Regions from separate parts of the Homo sapiens genome. Here region 2 is linked to region 1. The links are chromatin loops, found by intact Hi-C in ENCODE. Cell type or tissue: CD14-positive monocyte. All regions are shown on one strand. Links, peaks and the distances in the headings refer to the core of each region. The heading gives the core; the rest is flanking DNA.

What was found. Peaks named below come from ENCODE experiments on the same cell type or tissue, not always from the same donor. Only the 100,000 strongest peaks of a DNase experiment are listed, where the experiment ranks them.
Region 2: it touches region 1 in a loop (1.8-fold over the local background); 4 of 110 quality-filtered maps call a loop at or near these places.

Annotation. Positions count from the first base shown.
Region 1 is chr1:21,017,623-21,025,622 of GRCh38, forward strand. The region is part of intron 4 of EIF4G3 (eukaryotic translation initiation factor 4 gamma 3); the gene reads right to left. Among named protein-coding and RNA genes, the nearest start is that of MIR1256, 33 kb to the left of the region's middle. RefSeq lists an enhancer at 4,778-4,922, a cis regulatory region at 4,845-4,855 and a silencer at 4,994-5,288. In CD14-positive monocyte, for the core only: no CTCF peak of the experiment used is centred there; a DNase peak (open chromatin) is centred at 4,839; H3K4me3 peaks cover 1,215 bases; H3K27ac peaks cover 1,762 bases.
Region 2 is chr1:21,079,188-21,088,470 of GRCh38, forward strand. The region is part of intron 3 of EIF4G3 (eukaryotic translation initiation factor 4 gamma 3); the gene reads right to left. Among named protein-coding and RNA genes, the nearest start is that of EIF4G3, 93 kb to the right of the region's middle. In CD14-positive monocyte, for the core only: no CTCF peak of the experiment used is centred there; a DNase peak (open chromatin) is centred at 5,134.

The DNA.
Region 1 (8,000 bases), core at 1-8,000:
GTCTCAAAAAAAAAAAAAAAAAAAAAAAAAAAGAAGTTTAGTGTCCTTAATCCAAATGCTCCAAAATCTGTAAATTTGTGAGAGTTGGCATGAAACAAAAAAATTTAAAAAGCTCATTGGAGCACTTGAGATTTTCAGACTAGGAATGCTGAACCTGTAAATAATGTAATTCTCCAAAATTCAGAAAAATCTGAAATCCAAAACTCTTCTGGTCCCAAGCATTCTGGATAAGGGACACTAGATCTGTATTTAATGGACAAAAAGTTTCAGTTTTGCAAGATGAAAAGAGGTATGAAGATACACAGTGTTGACAATTACATATTTTTTTTTCCTTGAGACAAGGTCTCACTCTGTTACCCAGGCTGGAGTGCAGTGGCATAACCATAGCTCACCACAGCCTTGATCTCCCAGGCTCAAGCGATCCTCCCACCTCTGCCTCCCAAGTAGTTGTGACTACAGGCATGTGCCACCATGCCCAGTAATTAAAAAAAAAAAAAATCTTTTATAGAGACACATTCTTGCTATGTCACCCAGGCTGGTCTCAAATTCCTGGGCTCAATCAATGCCCCTGTACTGACATCCCTAAATACTGGGATTACAGGTATGGGCCAATGTGCCCAGTCAAATGTAAATGTTCTTAATGCCACGGAACTATAAACTTAAAAATGGTTAAGGTGAGCCGGGCACAGTGGCTCATGCTTGTAATCCTAGCCCTTTGGGAGGCCGAGGCGGGCGGATCACAAGGTCAGTAGTTCAAGACCAGCCTGGCCAACACAGTCTCTACTAAAAATACAGGGCATGGTGGTGGATGCCTGTAATCCCAGCTACTCGGGAGGTTGAGGCAGGAGAATCGCTTGAACCCAGGAGGTGGAGGTTGCAGTGAGCTGAGATCACGCCACTGCACTCCAGCCTGGGCAACAGAGCTAGACTCCTTCTCTTAAAAAAAAAAAAAAATTAAGGTGGTACTATGGTTGAATACTGACCCCTCCAAATCTCATATTGAAATGTGACCCCCAATGTTGGAGCTGGAGTCTAATGGGAAGTGTTTGGATTAAGGGAGTTGATCTCTCATGAATGAGTTGCTGCCATCCTTGCTGGAGTGAGTTCTCACTTAGTTCCCTTAAGAACTGGTTATTTAGAAGAGCCTGTCACCTGGTTCTCTCATCATGTGATCTCTGAACACACCTCCCCCTCACCTTTTGCCATGAGTAGAAGCTTCCTGAGGCCCTTATCTGAAGCAGGTGTTGGTCTGGCAATATGCTTCTTGTATAGCCTACAGAACCATGAGACTAATAAAGCTCTTTTTTTTTTTTTACCCCCAAATAATCCAGACTTAGGTATTCCTTTATAGCAAATGATCTCAGAAAGATGGTAAATTTTGTGTATTTTACCACAACTGAAAAAAAGTTTTTTTAAGAGAACAGGTCTCACTCTGTTGCCCAGGGTGGAGTACAGTGGCACAATCATAGCTCACTGCAGCCTAGAACTCCTGGGTTTAAGTGATCTTCCCCTGCCTCAGCCTCACAAGTAGCTGGGACTAGAGGCACGAGTCACCACATCCAGATAAAAACACTTTTAAAGTAGTCAAAACAACAATATTACTCTAGCACAAAAGCTTGATATCAAACAAGTTTGTTTCAAGAGCACTTATTCAATTTCACTAATTGGTTGTCAGACGAATACATATTTGCACGTATATTTGTAAATGCTTGCTTGTTTCTTGTTGAATTGTAAACAATACTTGACAAAGTAGAGCTGTTTAAACAATGAAAACTTGATATGGTAGTATATTCCACATGAAACTCATAAATGGTAGACAGCTATATAAAACCATCCAACACAGATCTTAAAATCAACATTTAATAGTCTGCACAAAACATGATGCCTTTTTTATGTTTCAGTGAATGAAAAATAAAAATTTTTATCTTTTATTATCGAGGGAGAGTAAGAAAGTCCCAAACAGAATACATATTTTCTCATCTCATAGAGCAAGAGAAGTTATTTAAAAACAACATGCCATGGGAGGCCAAGGCAGACGGATCACAAGGTCAAGAGATCGAGACCATCCTGACCAACATGGTGAAACCCTGTCTCTACTAAAAATACAAAAAATTAGCTGGGCGTGGTGGCACATGCCTGTAGTCCCAGCAACTAGGGAGGCTGAGGCAGGAGAATCGCTTGAACCCAGGAGGCAGAGCTTGCAGTGAGCCGAGACTGCACCACTGCACTCCAGCCTGGCAACAGAGCAAGACGCCGTCTCAAAACAAAACAAAACAAAACAAAATGCCCCCATGAACATAATCAAGAAACACTATAAATAATTAAATAAAACAAGAAAATAATTCCTCTACTACAGGAAAACATTGGCTCTTCATGTCAATGAGGGTTCTGTTACTATTGCAACTGCCAATCTGAAAGGAATTGAGGAACCACTTTTTCCTTCTTCAAATCTAACATCATCCCATGTGGAATAGTTGCGTCCACTTAACAACATTTTCTTACTTATTCTTTGCAACGTGCCAAAACACTATGCTGAACTCAGGCTTTGAGGCCCAGACAACCATCAGAAATGACCAATTTGCGGGGCCAGGCACAGTGATCATATCTGTAATCTTAGCACTTTGGGAGGCGGAGGTGAGAAGATTGCTTGAGCTTAAAAGTTCAAGACCAGCCTGGGTAACACAGCAAGACTCCGTCTCTACAAAAAAAATTTAAAAATTACCCAGGCATGGTGGTGCATGCCTGTGGTCTGAGCTACTTGCAAGGCTGAGGTGGAAGAACTGCTTCAGCCTAGGAGGAGGAGGTTGCAGTGAGCCAAGATCATGTCACTGCACTCCAGCCTGGGCAACAGAGTGAGACCCTGTCTCAAAAATAAATAAATAAATAAATGAATAAATAAAGAAGAATACCATTTATCTGTTGGGATAAGGGCAGGTATGGGACCATGTATAGCCAGCGCGATTACTGGAATACATTTCAAACGATGTCCAAGTCAGGTCCTATTTACATGCAGTGAATCAGAAGATACATACTTTAATTTTCCATTCTAGGTTAATACAGAATATCTAATAACTATACCAACTAAAACATTTTAAAATATAAATCCCATTAAATATTCAAACAATGGTATAATATTGTAAATAAAAACAAGTCCTGTGATTTTTACTGAAACATGGAGTGAAATAAAAGAGTGTAAGCTTAATGCAGAAACTTTTAAAATCAATTATAGAAAGGGTACGTATTTCCTACTTTATATATAGCATCAACCACTGGGTAGTTCTACTGACTATTAGATTGATCACACATTCCCACTACATAAAGCATTATTGTAAAAAGAATGCTGGCATTTATTTCTTATTTATGTATTTATTTTAATTTTGAGACAGAGTCTCCCTCTATCAGCCAGGCTGGAGTGCAGTGGTGAGACCTTTGTTCACGGCAACCTTCACCTCTCAGGTTCAAGCCATCCTCATACTTCAGCCTCCCGAATACCTGGGACTATGGGTATGCACCACCACCCCCAGTTAATTTTTGAATTTTTAGTAGACACAGTGTTTTGCCATGTTGGCCAGATTGGTCTCAAACTCCTGGCCTCAAGTGATCCGCCCACCTCAGCCCCCCAAAGTGCTGGGATTATAGTCATAAACCACTGTGCCCAGCCTATTTCTTCTTAGTGACTCTAGCTTCCCTTTCCCTTTTGAAATAATCTCTGATTAAAGTTTACATGCTACAAATGCTGCACCTCTGAGAGCAAGAATACTCAAATGTCAAAAAGAATAAACCATAACAACTCACAATTTCTCAGACAATGAGCAGATTATGATTATTATGTAAGCTCAGGCTTCCAAGTGCTCTCTCCTTCAAAGCCAAGCATGTAACAGGTATACAGCATAACAGTAACCATACTCTGACATACTTAAGATTCTTTCTTTCTTTTTTTTTCTTTATGTGGAGACAGAGTCTTGCTCTGTCATCCAGGCTGGAGTGCAGGGGTGCAATCTCGGCTCACTGCAACCTCTGCCTCCTGGGTTCAAGCGATTCTCCTACCTCAGCCTTCCAAGTAGCTGGGACTACAGGCGCGCAGCACAATGCCTGGCTAATTTTTGTATTTTTAGTAGAGACAGGATTTCACCATGTTGGGCAGGCTGGTCTCGAACTCCTGAACTCAGGTGATCCACTTGCCTCAGCCTCCCAAAGTGCTGGGATTACAGCCATGAACCACCGTGCCCGGCTCTGACATATTTAAGACTCAATTACAGTACATGGTAGGCACAAACCTTCAGTACAAGATGAATAAATCAAGAAAATCAAAGTAAAACTATTGCTACTATAATTTAATATTAACATAAAATCCAGCAAATACGTAAATTTCTATTTCAAAACAACATTTGCTATAGCCTCACAAAAAGGTTCCTATATGAAAATTTTGGTGCAAAAATACCTCAACGATGGCACTAAGCACCGAAAATGCATATCTGTCCAAAGTATAATCTAAAATGGTACAGAATTATTTTATGGATAATTTAAAGGCTATCTTCTTTTGCTACCTTTCATTTAAATACCAAAGATTGCACCTTAACAATGTAAGAAATGAAATAGTACTGGCTGACTATATATCCAGTTATTTATAAGGGAAAGCACTCAATGATGGGTGTCCATTATGATTTTTCTATCTGATTATGCTAAATGTAGTACAAAAACCCCACAAGTTATTTTTAGGTCATCACTGAGTTGGTTAAATAAACATTATGTCTGCCTGTGTAATGTGACTCCCGTAGTACTTACTCTGTCGAGAATAAACAGACATCATGCACACTGAATCATATGAGACAGGTTCAGAAAACAGCTGAGTCACCGACCATTAGCCCTTTACTTCCTGTTCACAGTAACACAGTGGAAATTTCTACCTCACCACAACATCAGGCTTCTTTTCCCATTCCCACTAATAAGTTATACTTTCCCTCAATAACACCAACCAGTTTGTGTTAAAGCTCAATTTAGACATCACATAGTTCTATTATGTTCTAATATTCCCAACCCACACACCAAGTTCCTGACAATACAAAAACAAAGACAAGTAACATTAGGAGGTTAATTAGGTTGGCATGCGTCATCACAATTAAGCTAGGTCTATTTGGAAAAAACCAAGTCTCTCCAGTTGACCTACAGGTGGAAGTATTACAGTATCACCTCACTGTCCATGTAGCTTGTACTTTTTTGATATGGCCAACAGATCCCCTAGGTTTTCTTTCTAAAGCTTCCCTGAATTACATGGTAAATGTTCTTTTACTATGAATAACAAGCTTTAAAGCAAAATCACTTTCAGTTTTCTTTCCTTCGAGGATGCTAATTAGTAGTACCCTCAGTTAAAAACATTAGGCACGCAAAAACTTTTACTCACATTAGAATGAAAAAAACTCTCAAACTATACTTGACTTCAGATGTAGCAATCTAACAAGTTTGTGAGTTTTTCTTTTTTGTTTGCAGTAGCAATTCTAAGTCATGGAAATCAAGTTGAAAAAGACACGATTCCTATGCACAGGGATTTACAATTTACCTAACAACAGTAAAAATGACATAGAAAGTGGTGTAAGGGCTCTCCCTCTCCCTCCCCCTCCCCTCCCCCTCCCCCCCTCCCCCTCCCTCTCCCTCTCCCCACGGTCTCCCTCTCTTTCCACGTCTCCCTCTCATGCGGAGCCAAAGCTGGACTGTACTGCTGCCATCTCGGCTCACTGCAACCTCCCTGCCTGATTCTCCTGCCTCAGCCTGCCGAGTGCCTGCGATTGCAGGCACGCGCCGCCATGCCTGACTGGTTTTGGTGGAGACAGGGTTTCGCTGTGTTGGCCGGGCCAGTCTCCAGCCCCTAACCGCGAGTGATCCGCCAGCCTCGGCCTCCCGAGGTGCCGGGATGGCAGACGGAGTCTTGTTCACTCAGTGCTCAATGGTGCCCAGGCTGGAGTGCAGTGGCGTGATCTCGGCTCGCTACAACCTACACCTCCCAGCCGTCTGCCTTGGCCTCCCAAAGTGCCGAGATTGCAGCCTCTGCCCAGCCGCCACCCCGTCTGGGAAGTGAGGAGTGTCTCTGCCTGGCCGCCCATCGTCTGGGATGTGAGGAGCCCCTCTGCCTGGCTGCCCAGTCTGGAAAGTGAGGAGCGTCTCCGCCCGGCCGCCATCCCATCTAGGAAGTGAGGAGCGCCTCTTCCCGGCCGCCATCACATCTACGAAGTGAGGAGCGTCTCTGCCCGGCCGCCCATCGTCTGAGATGTGGGGAGCGCCTCTGCCCCGCCGCCCCATCTGGGATGTGAGGAGCGCCTCTGCCCGGCCACGACCCCATCTGGGAGGTGAGGAGCGTCTCTGCCCGGCCGCCCAGTCTGAGAAGTGAGGAGACCCTCTGCCTGGCAACCACCCCGTCTGAGAAGTGAGGAGACCCTCCGCCCGGCAGCTGCCCCGTCTGAGAAGTGAGGAGCCTCTCCGCCCAGCAGCCACCCCATCTGGGAAGTGAGGAGCGTCTCCGCCCGGCAGTCACCCCGTCCGGGAGGGAGGTGGGGGGGGGTCAGCCCCCCGCCCGGCCAGCCGCCCCATCCGGGAGGGAGGTGGGGGTTCAGCCCCCCGCCCGGCCAGCCGCCCCGTCCGGGAGGTGAGGGGCGCCTCTGCCCGGCCGCCCCTACTGGGAAGTGAAGAGCCCCTCTGCCCGGCCAGCCGCCCCGACCGTGAGGGAGGTGGGGGGGTCAGCCCCCTGCCCAGCCAGCCACCCCGTCTGGGAGGTGTGCCCAACAGCTCATTGAGAATGGGCCAGGATGACAATGGCGGCTTTGTGGAATAGAAAGGGGGGAAAGGTGGGGAAAAGATTGAGAAATCGGATGGTTGCCGTGTCTGTGTAGAAAGAAGTAGACATGGGAGACTTTTCATTTTGTTCTGCACTAAGAAAAATTCTTCTCCCTTGGGATCCTGTTGATCTGTGACCTTACCCCCAACCCTGTGCTCTCTGAAACATGTGCTGTGTCCACTCAGGGTTAAATGGATTAAGGGCGGTGCAAGATGTGCTTTGTTAAACAGATGCCTGAAGGCAGCATGCTCGTTAAGAGTCATCACCAATCCCTAATCTCAAGTAATCAGGGACACAAACACTGCAGAAGGCCGCAGGGTCCTCTGCCTAGGAAAACCAGAGACCTTTGTTCACTTGTTTATCTGCTGACCTTCCCTCCACTATTGTCCCATGACCCTGCCAAATCCCCCTCTGTGAGAAACACCCAATAATTATCAATAAAAAAATAAATTTAAAAAAAAAAAAAGAAAGTGGTGTAAGGAGTATGAATAATATATCAAGAAGTACAGAGCAGAATGTGATTAATTCTTCCTGGGAGAAGAGTTCCAGGGAGCCTCCAAAGGTGGCAGATCAACAGTGATAGATGGTGAGCTTGCAGTCAGCCATAAAAAGCAGAGGAGATCATGTGTAGGCAAAACAAGGAATATTTTAAACAGAAGCACAAAGACCTGAAAAACTAGGGCACGTCTGCTGAACCATAAACACGTCAGTAATGCCAGAGAATAGAAGTGCATGAGGTAGAGTGAGAGGAGGTGACATCAGAGGATTAGATTAGGGCCAGACTAAAAAGACGGGTCAAGTAAGGACTTCGCCATGAAGGTAATCCTAGGAGATGTTGAACAGGGCAGAAATATCATCCAATTTGTTTAAAAAAGAGAGCCATTACAACAATATGAACTCTTAGTGAAGATACTGGTGTCAAGATATCAAACAGGGATCTATTCCGACAGCCCAGGTACATAGTGATAAGGGCCTGATAACAGCAGTGGATCTCGACAGAAAAAAAAAAGGCAGATTTGGGAGTTAATTCATATATTATAGAAACAGCAGGATTTTCTGAGCACCTAAATATAAGGGGAAGAAAGCTGCTTCTCCAAGGTTTGAGGATTAGATGGTGAAGAATGCTTACAGAACCCAAAATGATTGGGTCCCAGGCTATCATTGACTTCACTTC
Region 2 (9,283 bases), core at 898-8,897, 62 kb after region 1:
TGATCAACCCAAGCTAAACTTTTGTCTCTGGCGAGGTATCTCCACTGAAATCCTAGCCTACTCAATAGTGACCTGGCAAATACTCAACAGTGGCCTGGCAAAAGAAATAAAAGCATGGTTCTCTAATTAGATTAAACAAAGCTTTAGGGTAAAAGAATCAAGATTTTATAAAATATAAAATGGCTAAATGTATCATGAGGCCAGGAGCAGTGGCTCACACCTATAATCCCAACACTTTAGGAGGCTCAAGCAGGAAAATTGCTTGAGTTCAGGAGTTCAAGACCAGCCTGGGCAACATAATGAGACCTTGTCTCTACAGAAAAAAAAAAAAAAAAAATGCTTTTTAATTAGCCAGGAGTCATGATGTACATCTGTAGTCCTGGCTACTTGGGAGGCTAAGGCAAGAGTATCTCTTGAGCCTAAAAGGTTGAGGCTGCAGCGAGCCATGACTGAGCTACTACACTCCAGCCTGGATGACACAGTAAGACCCTGTCGCAAAAGAAAAAAAAAAAAAAACTCATGAAATTTTATGGCATAGCTGGGCATGGTGGCTCATGCCTGTAATCCCAGCACTTTGGAAGGCTGAGGCGGGAGAATTGCTTGAGCCCTGACATTAGAGACCAGCCTGGGCAACACAACAAGATCTCATCTCTACAAAAATTTTAAAAATTAGCCAGGCATGGCCCGGGTGCGGTGGCTCACTCCTGTAATCCCAGCACTTTGGGAGGCCGAGGCAGGTGGATCACCTGAGGTCAGGAGTTCGAGACCAGCCTGGCCAACATGGTGAACCCCGTCACTACCAAAAATATAAAAACTAGCCAGGCGTGGTGGTGGGTGCCTGTAATCCCAGCTACTCGGGAGGCCGAGGCAAGAGAATTCCTTGAACCCAGGAAACAAAGGTTGCAGTGAGCCAACACGGTGCCACTGCAGTCCAGCCTCGGTGACAGAGTAAGACTCCAACTAAAAAAAAAAAAAAAATTAGCCAGGCATGGTGATGCATGCCTGTAGTCCTAGCTACTTGGAAAGCTAAGGGAGGAGGGATAGCCTGAGCCCAGGAGTTTAAGGCTGCAGTGAGACATGATCGTGCGACTGCACTCCACCATGGGCAACAGAGAGAGACACTGTCTCAACAAAAAAAAAAGAGAGAGAGAAAGAAGAAAATAAATTTTATGGCATTGAAGAGGAATTATCTGTAGTCAGCTAAAATCATGCCACTGTACTCCAGCCTGTGCAAGAGCGGAGGACCCCGTCTCAAAAAAAAGAAAAAAAAAAGAGCTATTTATTAAGAAGTAATTTAAATAATTTATAGGAATTTCTTTCTTCCTTTATTTTTTTTGGAGGGGACAGGGTCTCACTCTGTTGCCCAGGCTCGAGTGCAATGGCGCCATCTCAGCTCACCGCAACCTCTGCCTCCGGGGTTCAAGCAATTCTCCTGCCTCAGCCTCCTGAGTAGCTGGGATTACAGGTGTGCGCCACCATGCCCGGCTAATTTTTGTATTTTTAGTAGAGATAGGGTTTCACCATGTTGGTCAGGCTGATCTCAAACTCCTGACTTCGTGATCTGCCCACCTCAGCCTCCCAAAGTGCTGGGATTACAGGCATAAGCCACCGGGCCCAGCTGTGAATTTTTCATAAGCAGTTACTAAGATAACCCTTCCAACCTCACAGAATATAAATTTCTCCTTCTTTTAGTAATGTCATTATTCTATTATTAAGTTCATCTCTGCAATTATATTAAAAATACTAGCCTGATAGTCATAAAATCTAATTTCTCTAAGTAAAATATATACGACAAAATTATAGAACATAGTAAAATTCCACAGTTTATACTGCAGAGGCAGGCCAATATAAGAAAGTTATCAATTAATATTTCAAATTAACCTATGTTTCTTTAGTTTTGACATTTTCCCTCCCCCATTTAACATATGCAGCTCTCACTAGACCTTTTAAAAATATGTACTTGGGCTGGGCGTGGTGGCTCACGCCTGTAATCCCAGCACTTTGGGAGGCCGAGGCGGGTGGATCACGAGGTCAAGAGATCAAGACCATCATGGCCAACATGGTGAAACCCCGTCTCTACTAAAAATACAAAAAATTAGCTGGGCATGGATGGTGCACACCTGTAGTCCCAGCTACTCGGGAAGCTGAGGCAGGAGAATCACTTGAACCTGGGAGGCGGAGGTTGCAGTGAGCCAAGATCGCACCACTGCACTCCAGCCTGGGCGACAGAGTGAGACTCCATCTCAAAATATATATATATGTGCTTGATTCTTTTTTTGTTCATATGATCAATCACTCAATTATGGCTAATAAGGAATAATGACATAAGCTTCTCTCTCATATCTGATAAATGTTCCCAGGGCAAACTTACAAAAACCAGGTTAAAATAAACAAATACAAAATAACTAGACTAAATGTAACATGAACACATTCCAGAAGATGAGTCCAATTTTTTTTTTTTTTTTTTTTTTTTGAAACAGAGCCTTGCTCTATTGCCCAAGCTGGAGTGCAGTGGTGCATCTCGGTTCACTGCAACCCCTGACTCCCGGGTTCAAGCAATTCTCATGTCTCAGCCTCCCAAGTAGCTGGGATTACTGGCTCACGCCACCATACCCAGCTAATTTTTTGTATTTTTAGTAGAGGCGGTGTTTCGCCATGTTGGCCAAGCTGGTCTCGAACTCCTGACCTCAAGTGATCTAACCGCCTCAGCCTCTCAAAGTGCTGGGATCACAGGAGTGAGCCAACCACGCACAGCCCCAACTTTTTTTTCTTAATTTTTTAAAAATACAGAGACACGGTCTCACCATGTTGCCCAGGCTGGTCTCAAACTCCTGAGCTCAAGCAATCTTCCCACCACCTTGGCCTCCCAAAGTACCAGGATGACAAGTGTGAGCCACCGTGCCTGGCCAAGTCTGACTTTTAATGCTTCTTTGATTATCAGCAAATCCCTATTATGTAAAATGACGGACATTAGTGTAAAAAGCCTGCATACCAGATACAAAAAAGCATAATCTTTGTGTAATTTTGAGACTGGCCAGGAGCCTTTCAAGGAATTTAACCAACTCAATGAAAGTGACATATGGACACCATATGCTAAGGCAGTAGGAGGTGAACTGAGGGTTAACTTTTACTTCATGACATAATCCCAGCATATTCGGAGGCCAAGGCGTGTGGATCACTTGACATCAGGAGTTCAAGACCAGCAAGGCCAACATGGCGAAACTCCTTCTCTACTAAAAAATACAAAAATCAGTCAGGTGTGGTGGCACGTGCCTGTAATACCAGCTACTCAGGAGGCTAAGGCAGAAGAATCACTTGAACCCAGGAGATGGAGGTTGCAGTGAGCCAAGAATGCATCACTGCACTTCAGCCTGGGTGACAGAGCAAGGTTCCACCTCAAAACAAACAAAAAAACAACAAAAAAGGGGAAACCGGCAGGATGCAGCAGCTCACACCATAATCCCAGCACTTTGAGTGGCTGAGGTGAGAGGATCAATTGAAGCCAGGAGTTTGAGACCAGCCTGGGCAACATAGCAAGGCTCTGTCTCTGTTAAAAAGTTTAAAAAATTGGCCGGGCGCGGTGGCTCACGCCTGTAATCCTAGCACTTTGGGAGGCCGAGACGGGCGGATCACGAGGTCAGGAGATCGAGACCATCTTGGCTAACACGGTGAAACCCCGTTTCTACTAAAAATACAAAAAATTAGCCGGGCGTGTTGGCGGGCGCCTGTAGTCCCAGCTACTTGGGAGGCTGAGGCAGGAGAATGGCATGAACCTGGGAGGGGGAGCTTGCAGTGAGCCGAGATCTCGCCACTGCACTCCAACCTGGGAGACACAGCGAGACTCTGTCTCAAAAAAAAAAAAAAAAAAAAAAAAAAAAAAAAAAAAGTTTAAAAAATTAGCTGGGCACGGTGGCTTGTGCCTGTAATCCTAGTTACTCAGCTATTTAGGAAGCTGATGTAGGAGGTTCACTTGAACTCAGGAGTTCAAGGCTTCGATGAGCTGTAATTATGCCACTACTCTCTGACCTAGACGACAGAGTGAGACTCTGTTAAATAAATAAATAAATAAAAAGTGGAGACTATCACACTTTAAGGTAACTTTTAGCTGCCTAAAAACCTTTCTTCCAGAATAGGCATAAAACATAATATATACACAAACACATTTTTTTTTTGGAGACAACGGTTTCACTCTGTCGCCCAGGCTGGTCTCAAGTTCCTGGGCTCGAGCAGTCCTCCCTCCTTGGCATGCCAAAGTGCTAGGATTACAGGCGTCAGCCACCACACCCAGCCACACACACACTTTTTTTTTTTTTTCTAATAGAGACAGGGTTTCACCATGTTGCCCAGACTGGTTTCAAACTCCTGAGCTCAAGTGATCCACCCACCTCAGCCTCCCAAAGTGCTGGGATTACACGTTTGAGCCACCATGCCTGGTCTCGATTTTTTAAAACTGATCAAAGGACTACAAATATGACAGTAGTTTTAAATAGTAAAAATCAAATTAGATCAAACTAAAAAAATACATTCAAAAGCTTAGATTCAAATATTTCCTGTAAACTGCATGACAGGCAGTGTGCTGTTGCTCACAGGATTTGGATGATCTATTCTCCAAAGTAATAAAATTACAGAATTACATGTCCTCATTTATGAGGTTTTATAACTCAGGTTTTTTCAACAAAATACTCGTTCCTCATTCAGTATTCATCTCCACAAATAGGACCACTCAGTTGCCCAAACCAAGATCTACGACACCACCTTTACTCTTTTCTCTCACATCCCACATCCAAGACATCAACATATTCTACTGACTTTACTTCTCCTTACTCCCATTTCAATCACCACCACATGTCCACATCACACAGTCTATTCTCCATACAGCAGCCACAGTGACCTTTTAAAAGTAAATTCACACCTACTCCTCTTAATCCTCCACTGGCTTTCTATTATATCTAGATTAAAATCCAAAATCTTTACTATGGTCTGTAATGTCCATGTATTAGTCCATTCTCACACTGCTATAGAACTACCTGAGACTGTGTAATTTAAAAAAAAAAAAAAAAGAAAGAAAAAAAAGAGGTTTAACTGACTCACAGTTCCACGTGGCTGGGGAAGCCCCAAGAAACTTACAATAATGGTAGAAAACGAAGAGGAAGCAAGGCACGTCTTACATGATGGCAGGAGAGAGAGAGAGAGCAAGGGGAGAAGTGCCACACCTTTGAACCATCAGATCTCATGAAAAATCATTCACTATCACAAGAACAGCATGGGGAAAATCTGCCCCCATGATCCAATCACCTCCCACCAGGTCCCTCCCCTGACTTGTTGGGGATTACAATTCGACATGAGATTTAAGTAAGGACACAAAGCCAAACCATACCAGTCCACATAATCTGATGTCTCAAATCCAACCTCCCTCCATTCCAGCCACACTGGCTTTCTTCCATTTCTAAGACTACATTGAGCTCACTCCTATCTCTGGGCCTCTGCACTGATGTTCCTTCTACCACAAATGTTTTTTTTTTCCTAGAAATCTTCAGTTTCAGCTTAATTGCCACCTTTTCAGAGAGACTTTCCCTGAGAGAATTAGTTAAGGTAGAATGGCCAGTCATTCTCTATCCCTTTATCCTGCTTTATTCTCATCAAGTTACTTACTAAAACCCAATAGTATACTGTATATATATTTGTTTGCTGTCTTCTTATCCCATAAAGATGTAATATCCATGAGGGCTGAGGGTCTGTGTTGCTCCATTACCATATCCTGAACACCTAGACCACTGCATGACACACAGTAAAAGCTTAAGCTTAAGTATTCAATGCTGAGTGATTAAATTCTTTTATAATAAACAATATATAACCATTTATTATTTAAGAAATGTTATCTAAGGAATGGCATACAAAAAGCTGATACGAGATAAAGGGACAGAATAAAGCATAGGGTCTAAAAAAAAGACAAGAAAGACAAGCTACACTCCAAAAATGGTTATAGTATTTGCCTCCATAAATCACTCAGGATTACTAGAAGTTTTCATTTTTACTTATCTTAATTTAAAAATAATAATTAAATGGTGAAAGTATACTTAGGTAATTAGAAAACATTATCGTATTTTAAGAGGGATTCTGACAATGATGCTGTTCTTTTGCATAGTACTTTTTGAAAAAACTATAAAAAACTAAGACCTAGAGAAAGGTTGTGCCAGAAAAAAATATTTTAAGTTTTCTTTTTTCTTAAGACACAGGATTTTGCTCTACTGTCCAGGCTGGAATTCAGAGGCGCAATCATGTATCACACTGCAGCCTCGACCTCCTGGGCTCAAGTGATTCTCCTGCCTCGGTCTCCCAACTACCTAAAATTACAGGCTCGCACCACCATGCCTGGCTAGTTTATTTTTTGTTGAGATGGGGTCTCATTATGTTGCACAGGCTGGTATCAAACTACTGGGTTCAAGCAATCTTCCCGCCTTGGCCTCCCCAAGTGCTGAGATTACAGGTAGGAGACAGCACAATCAGCCAAAGGTTATTTTTCTTTTCTTTTGAGACAGTCTCACTCTGGCGCCAGGCTGGAGTGGCGCGATCTTGGCTCACTGCAACCTCTGCCTCCTGGATTTAAGCAATTCTCCTGCCTCAGTCTCCCGAATAGCTGGGACTACAGGTTCACGCCACCACACCCGGCTAATTTTTGTATTTTTAGTAGAGATGGGGTTTCACCATGTTGGCCAGGATGGTCTCAATCTCCTGACCTCGTGATCCGTCTGCCTTGGTCTCCCAAAGTGCTGGGATTACAGGAGTAAGCCATCGCGCCTGGCCCAAAGGTTATTTTTCAAAGTGTTATTCAAAATGTTATTTTTCAATGAACTGAAGGTTCCTAATGATTAGGGTGACCAGATAATTTATAACAGAAACTGGGTCAATTCTAAGAGTGAATGGGGCTGCAGAAATAATTAATTGATCTACAATAGGTGTTACTGAGCCTTCAGACAGACCAAGAAAAATATCCATTACCTACATGATACTCTTTTTTTTTTTTTTTTTTTTTTGAGGGTCTCACTCTGTCACCCAGGTTGGAGCATAGAGGTTTGATCAAAGCTTACTGCAGCCTTTAACTCCTGGCCTCAAGTGATCCTCTTGCCTCAGCCTCCAAAGTACATGGGACTACAGGCACATGCCACCATGCCTGGTTAATTTGCAAATATACAAAGATCAGCTTAAAACCCCCCCAACCAACCTACATACTCTTTATTTCACTTCATATTATGTCATAGTGAACTGTCTACTGGCCATTCCATTAACCACGCCTCTGGATCTTCACTTCCTAGAAGGCTTTGCCTTCTCTTCTCTACCTACAGAAGTCTTGCATCTTCTGCTTTAAGTGTCACTTTCTCAATGAAGTCACCTCTTCCTTTCGCATGCAATTAACACGTTCCTGTCTCTAATCAAAGGTTCTTAATCTGGAGCTTAGAAATGGCCTGATGAGGTGGGGCGCAGTGTCTCACACCTGTAATCCCAGCATATTGGAAGGTCAAGGTGGGCGGATCACTTGAGGTCAGGAGTTCGAGACCAGCCTGGCCAATATGGTGAAACCCCATCTTTACTAAAAATACAAAAATTAGCCAGGTGTGGTGATGTGCACCTGTAATCCCAGCTACTCAGGAGGCTGAGGCAGGAGAATCACTTGAACCAGGAGGCAGAGGTTGTAGTGAGCCAAGATCGAGCCACGGCACTCCAGCCTGGGCAACAGAGTGAGATTCCTTCTCAAAAAAAAAAAAAAAGAAAAAAAGAAATGGCCTGATGGACATCTGGGAAACTCTGAAATTATATGTAAACACTATGTATATGTAACTCTTGAAAGAGAGAGCATTACAACTATTTTCAGATTCTAAAAGTGATTCACAACCCAAAATAATAGGAATCACTTCTCTATCATATCACTTTATATTAGAATTATTTATTTTCTTATCTCCCTCAGTAGACTATGAGTCCTTTTAAGGTATCCTATCTATATCCACAGGAATAAATGGTATGTTGAACCGAAATATTTAAAAGATAGGTTTCACTCCCTAATTCCCCTAAATTACCTTAGGTTCACTGTAAAACACCTAAAATTTACTTCTAATATTATTAGCTTCATCCTCTAACTTTTAAATTTTCTTTCATATGGCTGGGCATGGTGGCTCACGCCTGTAATCCCAGCACTTTCGTAGGCCAAGGTGGGTGGATCACTTGAGCCCAGGAATTTGAAACCAGCCTGCTCAACCAAGTAAGAATCCTCAAAATAATTATTTTCCCTTCATTTATGAATTTGAATCATCTAATATAAAAAATTAAATGGGCTGGGCATAATGGCTCATGTCTATAATCCCAGCACTTTGGGAGGTGGAGGCAGGAGGACTGCTTGAGCTCGGGAGTCTGACCAACCTGAGCAACATCATAAAACCTTGCCTCTACCAAAAAAAATTTTTTTTTTTTTGAGACGGAGTCTCGCTCTGTCGCCCAGGCTGGAGTGCAGTGGCACGATCTCAGCTCACTGCAAGCTCCGCCTCCTGGGTTCACGCCATTCTCCTGCCTCAGCCTCCTGAGTAGCTGGGACTACAGGCGCCCGCCACCATGTCCGGCTAATTTTTTCTATTTTTAGTAGAGACGGGGTTTCACTGTGTTAGCCAGGATGGTCTCGATCTCCTGACCTCGTGATCCACCTGCCTCGGCCTCCCAAAGTGCTGGGATTACAGGCATGAGCCACCGTGCCCAGCCAAAAAAATTTTTTAATTAGCATGCACAGTAGCATGTGACTGTAGTCCCAGTTACTTGGGAGGCTGAGGCAGGAGGATAACTTGAGGCCAGGAGTTCAAGGCTGCAGTAATCCATAATCATGCCACTGCACTCCTGCCTGGGTGACAGAGTGAGACCCGATCTCTTAAAAATGAAAAAAAATTAAATTTCCTTCTGTTAAAAACAGTGTTCATGGCCAGGCACAGTGGCTCAGGCCTGTAATCCCAGCACTTTGAGGGGCTGAGGTGGTGGATCACTTGAGGTCAGGAGTTCGAGACCAACCAACATGGTGAAACTCTGTCTCTACTAAAAGAACAAAATTAGCAGGGCATGGTGGCACACGCCTATAATCCCAGCTACTTGGGAGGCTGAGGCAGTAGAATCACTTGAACTGGGAAGGCAGAGGTTGCAGTGAGCTGAGATCACACCGTTACATTCCAGCCTGGCAACAAGAGCAAAACTCCATCTCAAAATTTAAAAAAAAAGTGTTCACTCTTCTAAACTTTCAGCATTTTGAAAA